2 separate regions of the Homo sapiens genome follow, and region 2 is linked to region 1. A link is a contact called in ENCODE Hi-C or POLR2A ChIA-PET data. All regions are on one chromosome and are shown on one strand. The core of a region is the stretch at or near the end of the contact, and the rest is flanking DNA. Distances in the headings are between cores, read along the strand shown. Region 1 holds the start of LINC02615 (long intergenic non-protein coding RNA 2615). Region 2 has its middle 46 kb from the start of PGRMC2.

The links. A loop is a pair of places that touch in the nucleus more often than their neighbours do. ChIA-PET counts read pairs that join two places held with the same protein, here RNA polymerase II (POLR2A). Pooled maps may share reads with other maps.
Region 2: a loop to region 1 is called in a pooled map, with 2.2 times the contacts of the local background. The contact joins the enhancer-like site here to the promoter of LINC02615 in region 1. A Hi-C loop is called at or near these places in 1 of 50 pooled maps. POLR2A ChIA-PET finds 5 or more read pairs at or near these places in 2 of 52 experiments (HepG2 and common myeloid progenitor, CD34-positive).

What each region holds. Positions count from the first base shown.
Region 1 is chr4:128,425,379-128,430,081 of GRCh38, reverse strand. LINC02615 (long intergenic non-protein coding RNA 2615) reads right to left here and starts at 2,066. Exons shown (of 9, transcript NR_125882.1): 1 at 1,784-2,066.
Region 2 is chr4:128,239,505-128,244,207 of GRCh38, reverse strand. No RefSeq gene overlaps it. Among named protein-coding and RNA genes, the nearest start is that of PGRMC2, 46 kb to the left of the region's middle. Within about 2 kb of position 2,472, at least 6 of the 41 ENCODE cell types and tissues checked have a DNase peak (open chromatin) inside an H3K27ac peak, as active enhancers do.

The DNA of each region.
Region 1 (4,703 bases), core at 817-3,316:
AAGAAATCAGAGATGACACAAAGAAATGGAAAAATATTCCATGCTCATGGATAGGAAGAATCAATATTGTTAAAACAGCCATACTGTCCAAAGAAATTTATATGTTCAATGCCATTCCTATCAAGCTACCAATGACATTTTTTACAGAATTAGAAAAACTATTCTAAAATTCATATGGAACCAGAAAAGTGCCCAAATAGCCAAAGAAATCCTAAGGAAAAAGTATAAAGCTGGAGGTATCACACTACCTAACTTCAAATTTTACTACAAGGCCACAGTAACCAAAACAGTATGATACTGATACAAAAACAGACACATAGACCAATGGAACAGGTTAGAGAACTCCGAAATAAAGCCAGAAACCTACAACTGATAATCAACAAAGTCAATGAAAACAAGCAATGGGGAAAGGATGCCCTATTTTATAAATGGTGCTAGGATAACTGGCTGGCCATATGTAGAAAATGGAAACTGGACCCCTTCCTTACACCATATACACAAATTAAGATGGATTACATACTTAAATGTAAAACCTAAAACTATGAAAACCCTAGAAGAAAACCTAGCAAGTACCCTCTGGACATAGGCCCTGGCAAAAATTTCATGACAAAGACTTCAAAAGCAATTGCAACAAAAACAAATATTGACAAGTGGGATCTAATTAAACTAAAGAGCTTCTGCACAAAAAAGGGAATTATCAACAGAGTAAACAGACAACCTACAGAATGGGAGAAAATATTTGCAAACCATACACCAAAGGTCTACTATCCAGAATCTATAAGGAACTTAAATAAATTAACAAGCAAAAAACAAACAACCCCATTAAAAAATGGGCAAATGACGTGAACAGACATTTCTCCAAAGAAGACATACATGCAGCCAACAAGCCTATGAAAAAAAGCTCAATATCACTAATCATTACAGAAATGCAAATCAAAACCACAATGAGATACCATCTCACACCAGTCAGAATGGCTATTATTAGAAAGTCAAAAAATAACAGATGCTGGTGAGGTTGTGGAGCAAAGGGAATGCATACACACTGCTGTTGGGAACGTAAATTAGTTCAGCCACTGTGGAAAGCAGTCTGGAGATTTCTCAGAGAATTTAAGACAGAACTGCCAGCAATCCCATTACTGGGTATATACACAAAGGAACATAAATAATTTTCCCATAAAGACATGCATGCATATGTTGATCACAGCACTATTCACAATAGCAAAGACATGGAATCCACTTAGATGCCTATCAATGGTGGACTGGATAATGAGCATGTGGTACATATTATATACCACAGAATACTACGCAGCCATAAAAAACAGTGAAATCTTGTCCTTTTCAGCAACATGAATAGAGCTAGAGGCCAGTATCCTAAGCAATTTAATGCAAGAACAGAAAATAAATACTTCACGTTCTCACTTATAAGTGGAAGCTAAACATTGAGTACACATGGACAGAAAGAAGGAAACTAAATACCTGGGCCTACTTGAGGGTGGAGGGTGAGAGGAGGGTGAGGATTGAAAAACTACTTGTCAAGTACTATGCTTATTATCTGGGTGATGAAATAATCTGTACACCAAACCCCCATCACATATAGTTTACCCATGTAACAAACCTGCGCATGTACCCCTGAACCTAAAATAAAAGTTGGAAAGGAAAAAAAAAAAAAGAAGAGAATGCTAATGGATACGGGAATATGAAGCAGCCACTGTCCCCAGGGCTGGGATACAGTGCCCAGGGAAGGGTCCCCAGCCACTTCCCAATCCAGGGTTGAAATCCATACCTCACTGAAGAAGGAAGAATCCAAGTTCAGTGAATGGCAGAGATATCGCTGTGGTGTCATACTGACCAAACTTGCTGGAAACCTGCTCTCTGGAACTTGCTGGAAATTCCTGACACTTTTTAGGGTGTCAGGAAAGGCGTTCACAGGGAGATGTCACATTGGAGCATTCCACAAAGTCACCCAAGAAGAGGTGAAAGAGTACGCTGCTGGCCACTGGGTGCTGCTGGTTGCCAGCAGGACCCAGGTGCTGGAGAAACCACAGGCATTCCAGGAGCTTGCATATAAAAATGGTCAGACCAGGAAGCAAAGCCCGTTCCTCCTATCATGTCTCTCATGCACCCTCTACCGACAAAGATTAACATGGTGCCATCTGGCAAAGAAAAATATTTAAAGGGCCCATATCCATTTTCTCAGAGCATGCAATGAAGAGTGAATTTGTAGCTGTGAGGCAATAAATTGATACCCTATATGTCCTTCAAGACGAGAACATCACCTATTCTTTGCTGAGTTTGGTTCCAGAAAAGTTCAATGTTGTAATAATTATCTTCAACAAAAATGCATAGTTTGTTGGTGTAAATTCTTCCAAGAAGCATATAAAAGGGTGGTGAAAGGATTGTGGAGCTTTCCAGATCCAGAGACCCGCTATGAAGGATATCAGCTGCAGCCACGTGCCTCATGAGGATCAGCACAGAGTAAGAGAAGCCATGCTGATTTATCCTGCATCTGCTCCCATCCTCTGAGGACACCTTGCTGCCCATCAGATTTTACATTCTTGCCTAACTAATTTGAGAACATAATCTAAGCTTACTCTATGTGTATACTGTTGTCTCCTCCACCGAGCTATGTTCTACTGAAATGCTACAGCATGCCATGGAATGTTGTGCAACCATTACACATGTTATTTAAAAAGAGTTCATGATTAAATGGAAAAATGCTTGTGTTATAATTATAAGTGAAAAGGGTAGGATGCAATATTATAATATGTGAAACAAACAACACTACATAGAAATAAAGAGCAAAAAGAAATACCCCCAAATCAATCACTATCTTTAGGTGGAATCAGAGTAATTTTCTTCTTCTTCCTATTATTTTTCTGTAATTTATGTATTTACTATAGTGACCACGTACTGGTTATACCTTTGGGACAAAACAATCTATCTAACAATAACAACAACAACAATAAATATATATATATACTTTTAATTTATTTATTTACATTTATGTGTGTATCTTGAAGTCTTAAACTGAGCCAAGGTTTGGGAACCAGAATTTGACAGAGTTCCATATAGAGTATCTGAACCAGTTCTTTATAGTTTACACAAGCTAAGGCGACTGCGACCCAATAGCAGTTTGGCCAATTGAGATAGACAAATTGTCTACCCTAATGAGATAGAAAACGGCAATATATTTACCAAAAAAAATGAATTCCATTCCCTGAACTTTTAGAATTATTGAGATCTATACACATATTTGAGTAGGATATAAGAGAATATCAAATATAAAGAATTAATAAAACAAGCAGGAAATAAAATATTAGCAACTTTCTTCCTTATCAATGAGACAAGCCAATCTCCTTATAGTTTTAACAGCAGTTTGGGGGAACCGTCTAAACACTGCACTCTTAATTTAGGCACATATTTCCTGAAAACTTATATTTACATTTGCCAAAACAAAGCAGTAATTTCCCCCCAAACCATGGCTATTGCTAGAACCATGAACTTCTAAACTCAACCTCCATAATTCCTCTGCAGAAACTGGCAGCCACACCTCTCAATCCTATAATAACGTGTAAGAAAAAAAGAAACCACATAATATGAAAGATATTCAAATAGCAAATAGTAAGGATTATAAAATTACAGACTAAGTATCAGACTCTACACTATCTGTGGACTCTGTTTCCCAGCACATCGTTTTTTAGGAGCAGATGATCTAAACAGCCCAGCTGAATGAAACCTACTGGAAGGCAGTGGATGACCTCATGACATCTAAGCATCCCTTCCAGTTCTAGGACTCCATTATTTAGCAGAGATCTGATGCACAGGGAACATGTTAGAAAGAAGCATTCAGTCTGTAACAGCATTTTAAATGGAAGAAAACTTGAGTCTGTGAGGAAGAGGAATGCTAAGTTGATCTCAGTTCGCCTAGGAATGTCCTGGTTTTAGCACTGGAAGTTCTCCATCTCAGGAAACCTCATCATTATGGGAAAACCAGAATGGCTAGTCATCTTACTGTTTGGATCTGACAAAGATTAGCTTCTTTGGGTTCCCGTGCAAATTAAAAGCTTTAATTAACTAAGCCTCATAAACCTTTAAACTAGTGATACTGATTTCTGCCTCTTTCATCCAGCTCCATGTAAGCACATTCTCATTATCGCCCACACAAGGGCTGGACTCTATGGGTCCTTCCGAATGGAGATCAGGAGAAGCTGTGAATGGTTAAATCCTGAAAATGTTTGAAAAAGAAGCTTCTTCTTACCTTTATTAACTATAAAGTGGCAAGCTCTCCAGGAGAAACAGGCCTTCTTTGGGGGGTTCTCTGACTATATAACAAATGTGTTCCCCAAATCCTATAAACTCACATTCAATTATTGATGAATGTTCTCTTCAGGACACACTATTCAACAACCCAGATTACTCAATAATCAATCCTATTATTTACTTGCTACTTTTTAAAGGCAATAAAAGGGATACAAATACATGATCTACACAATGCTTTATTTTCCTGTTTCCTCTCAGCCACTTCTCTCTGGTGTTTCCATGTCTCTATCAGTCTCTGTGATTCCCAGAAAATCTCCTTCTCCATTCCCAGCCTACGTGGTTTTCTTTCCTTCTTCTCCTTCCTCTACTCTCAGCATATTAGCCTATTTCCCAGAAAGAAAGAGCTCCTTTTCATGAAGAGGTGGGAGGAGGGGATAAATTGA
Region 2 (4,703 bases), core at 1,223-3,722, 190 kb after region 1:
CTGGGGAGGACAAAATAAAAGGGCACTGTGGCAGGGGAGAGTGGGAGACGCCTTCCTCTGATCTTCTCAGCATTCATTCCCCTCAGGCTGTCCCTCAGGTGGTCTTTCTGCTGCCACAGCACCTGGTACAGGGCCTGGTACCAAGCAGGCATGCCACAAATGTTTACTGATTAAAGCAATAAATTGATTGAACCTTCACTTACCTTATCAGGACAAAGTGTATTTGACATTTTTAAAAGGTTGGGGAAGGGGTTCTGCTAGCAACATAGACATTTAAAAGCAGAAAAACATCTAAGATAATAGAATTATGTGAGGAAAAACGAAATTTTTTTGTGTGTTTTTAAAGGTATCAGGAGAGGAATACACTAGAAGGAAAAAAATAACCTGGAAAGGATAGCGATTTGCTGACGGGCACTCTAACAACCTAAAAAGACATGACTCGCTCCCAGCACCTGTTGGCCTTGGAAGCTTCTGATAAAGTGCAGCACGCCTTGGGTAGAAGTCCTGCTGGGGGCTGATTCCTGGAGGGGAGTGAGCAGGGCTCCAGAAACGGACTCAGAGGCTGCTGAAGGGAGGCCCACCCAGAGGGCCAGAATTTCCAGCCCCTGTTCCTTTTCAGGGCAAGCTCCAGGGACCTGCAATTCCTTTTGTGATTCATTCTCAGAAAAACTTTTCTGCCCTTATTTTGCCACATGGCCACCACTGCATTCTCCTTGACTTTGACAGCAGGACTCCACACCACCCTGGGCTTCTACCTCAGGCCTCATAGTTTCTTCCTCAGCCAACGCAAGAGTGGCTGCCCCAGCTTTTGTGGGCCTCTTCTTTCCTCGCTCCCATACACACCTGAGCAATCTCTGCCACTCCCCTGACTGTCACCTCCATCTTTGGACTGATGACTCTGTCCCAGGCACAGACCTTAGTGCCCTTGGCCCACTGAGTCCCTCCTCGTGATGGCCCACAGGTTCCCCCGGTTCAGTGTGTTCAAGGCATTCATCAGCTTCTCCACTAAAAAAGAAAACAAACCATCTATCCTCTGGCCTTCCCGTTTGCCAACAGCACTGTCCTCAGTCACCCACGCCAGAAACCTGGAGTCTTCCTTGGCCCATGCTCTCTACTCCACACCCACCCACCCACCCACCCACCCAGCTCTGCCAAATATAACTCCTCATCATCTTAGAAGGCCTCTCCAATTCTTCACCTCCCACTCCCTCTCAGGGATCTGTCCCCGCAGTTCCATATATTCTCTTAAGCACACATTTAAGATCGCTCCACTGACAAAATGGCTCTCTTTCCAATGGTTCCCTGTCCCCAGAGGACAAATTGCAAGCTGTTAGCATTACATTCATGGCCCTTCATCACTGGGCCTCCACTGCCATCTTCAATCTGATCTCTCATCATGCGCTCCAGGTGGTACAGTGCCCTAGGCCCTCTCTTGCCTCTGCACCTTTGCACATCTCATCTCATCTTCTAGGAAATCTCTCAACCTTTGCCTAGCGAATTCCAAACTTTTTCTTCAAGACTGAGTCCAAGGATCCTTTTCTTCAAAAAGCCTTTACTAACACCACTCCCATGAGCCCTCTGGGGTGAGGTGTGCCTCATCTGTTCTCCCCTGCTATGCTCACCTACCTCTGTCATAGCATGGCCACCCTGTGTCATCAGCATCTAATCTATTGTCTCTTTCCTCCCTCTCTTAGACCCTCCCCGCGTTGCCTGATCTGTTAAGAGCAGAAATTGACTATCTTTGTGCCTGCTGTGGTTTGAATGTTTGTGCCCCTCCAGATTTCATGTTGAAACTTAATCCACAATGCAGCAGCATTAAAATGTGGGGCTATAAGGAGGTGATTAGGCCATGGGGCTGGAGCCCTCATGAATGGATTAGTGCCTTATAAAGGGCTTGCAGGGGCAAGTTTGCCCTTCCACTCTTCTGCCCATGAGGACACAGTGTTTGTCCCCTTTTCGCTCTTCTGTCCCTTCTGCCAAGTGAGGACATCTGGACGGTACTGTCTATGAACAAGTGGCCTTCACCAGACACTGAACCTGCCTTGATCTTGGACTTCCCAGCCTCCAGAACTGTGAGAATATAAATTTCTGTTTTTCATAAATTATTCAGTCTCATGTATTTGGTTATAGCAGCACAGGAAGACTAAAACAGTATCCCTACCCCCAGGACAGTATCTGCTCACTTAGTGAGTGCATCAATAAATTTCACTGAATTACGACTGTCCTAAAACAACACTTATTCCTTAGATTAGCTCCAGAAACACAGAAGCCCCTGACAGTGCTCCAAAAGACATAGAACCTGAGGCCAGGATCACTTCAGCTTCTGCCAGGGAAAACCCCCCTTTTTGAGGCTGGGTCAGAAACAGTCAGCCTGTGAATATTTTAGGAATGAGAGATGAGGCAGATCCCCCTGGGGCATTTTGACATTTTGCCATCCACCAAGCTGGGAAGTATGCCTCATTCTTAACCAGATGGTCTTTGAGCTGGTATTTCTGCCCAGTCACATGTCTGAGTTGATGCAATTGTGTTCCAGAGGTCATAAGAGAAAAGCTGCTGGCGAATGTATCTGAAAGAGGCAGCCCCTCGTTTTTGTTTCTGTGGCAAAGGTTTTCACAACAATCAGCCTTCTCAAGAAGTGTACACACAGCTTGCCTGACCAGACCATGGTGGGAGACACAGCATGAGCTGTGGTCAGGTGGAAAACATCACAGACAGCTCAGAGGATGACACACGTACACTGTGCCTTATGAGAAATAAGAACAGAAATCTGAGTCCTGGAGAGTTTTCAAGTGGATCCCAAGACCAAATGGTGTGGTTCTTCATCCAAATGTAAAGAGTAAAGAAACAAGATGGACTATTCCACTGGGCCCATCTTGTTTCTTTACAACAGAGGGATATTTGAACTTTTCATTTTTGTAAGAGGTTCTGTAAATGTGTCAGTTAAGAGTTCAGAATGAAAGTGGAAATGGTGTGCTATCGATGATGGCTTCCCTTGCTTACACCTTGCAGCGCTCACATTGATCTAGCCCAAAGAGTTTGCAGAAAGGAGGTCGGCAGCAAATTAGGGATCCAATCTGTCCCCTACACCACATCTCAGAGTCCCCAGAGAATCCTGGGGAGGACAGGGCTGGTCTGATGTGTTAGCAGAGACAAAAGCCAGGCTACTCCAAGAGAGGCCAAAAGAGCATTTTTCAAATGAATTTTTTCCCTGCCTTCATTCCCCACCCACAGCCTTGTCCCTGAAGTGGCAAGTTAGTTCCACAAGGCTTCTGTGGGCTCACGGCATCAGTGCCATTGCTCTGTCATCAACCCCTTCATGTTAGCATCCACCAAAATAAATTCCCTTTTGGTTGTCCACTGTTGCTGTCTCCTCAATGGTATCTCCAACCACGCAGCCTATGCTGCAGCCACTGATATAATAGTCTCCCCGCTTCCTAGCTGTGAGGCCCCTCCAGATCTCCTGTTCTCAGGCTTTTGCCAGCCACTCTTCCAAGCATGCTGAGCATACAGGACATCCCTCAGACTGCCAGAGCCCCACCTGATCTTCCCTGCCACAGTGGCCTCAGGAATGCCCTGTGGGCCTTGCTACTTCTCACAAGCAAGTGGACTCTCCCAGCTTGTCTCTATAAGCTGATCTGACTTGGCTGGAGGATGAAGGGGCACAAGGGTGATATAGGACCCCTTCTTTGGGACTCCAACCAATAGCTCACTTTCTTTCCTATTGAACTCTTCTCCGCATTCCCCAGCCTAGTAAGTTTTTCGACAAAGTTGGGCTACCGGGGATAACGAGACTATGCTCTTGTTCTGTTCTAGGTTCGACAACTATTGTTTTTTGTTTCCTTGGTTTATTTTTTCAAGACATAGCCTCACTCTGTTGCCCAGACTGCAGGGCAGTGGTGTGATCTTAGTGTTCACTGCAGCCTCAACCTTCCAGGCTCTGGCGATCCTCCTGCCTCAACCTCTGAAGTAGCTGGGACCACTGGCAGGTGCCACCACACCTGGCTAATTTTTAAATTATTTGTAGAAATGGAATCTCACTATGTTACCCAGGTTGGTTTTGAACTCCTGGGCTCAAGTGATCCTCCTACCTTGGTCTCCTAAAGCGCTGGGATTAAAGGAATGAGTCACTGCACCCAGTCTGATGTCTATTGTTTAGACCAGGATTTCAGTTCAGGACTGAAAACATCTAGGCTCTCAGAACTCAAAGATTCTTTTTCTTTCCAGTCAACTAACTCTGTCTTGAGTTTCAAAACTCAGTATCTTTAAATCAACTTTATTGATATATAAGTAACATACAACAAATACATTCATTTTAAGGATACAGTTCAATGACTTTTGACAATTATATATACTAATGCAACCATTACCACTGTGAAGAGAAAGAATATTTTTCTCACTCCAAAAAGTTCTCTCTTGCCTAGGTTGCCTGATCTTAAGTAACCACTGATCTGCTCTCACTTTAGATTAGATTTGCCTTTTTCTTTAACCGATATGTTATGTTTTGCTTTTTTCACTTACTATAATGTTTTGAGATGTATCCACATTGTTTCATGCATGTTGTTGCAATAAAAACTTTATTCCTTTTTATTGTTGACTAGTATTCCTTTGTACACATATACCACAGCTTCTTCATTCTTTCACCTGTCTGGGTTATTTCTTATTTGCAGCTATTATTAATAAAACTTCTTTGAATAAATCTTTAC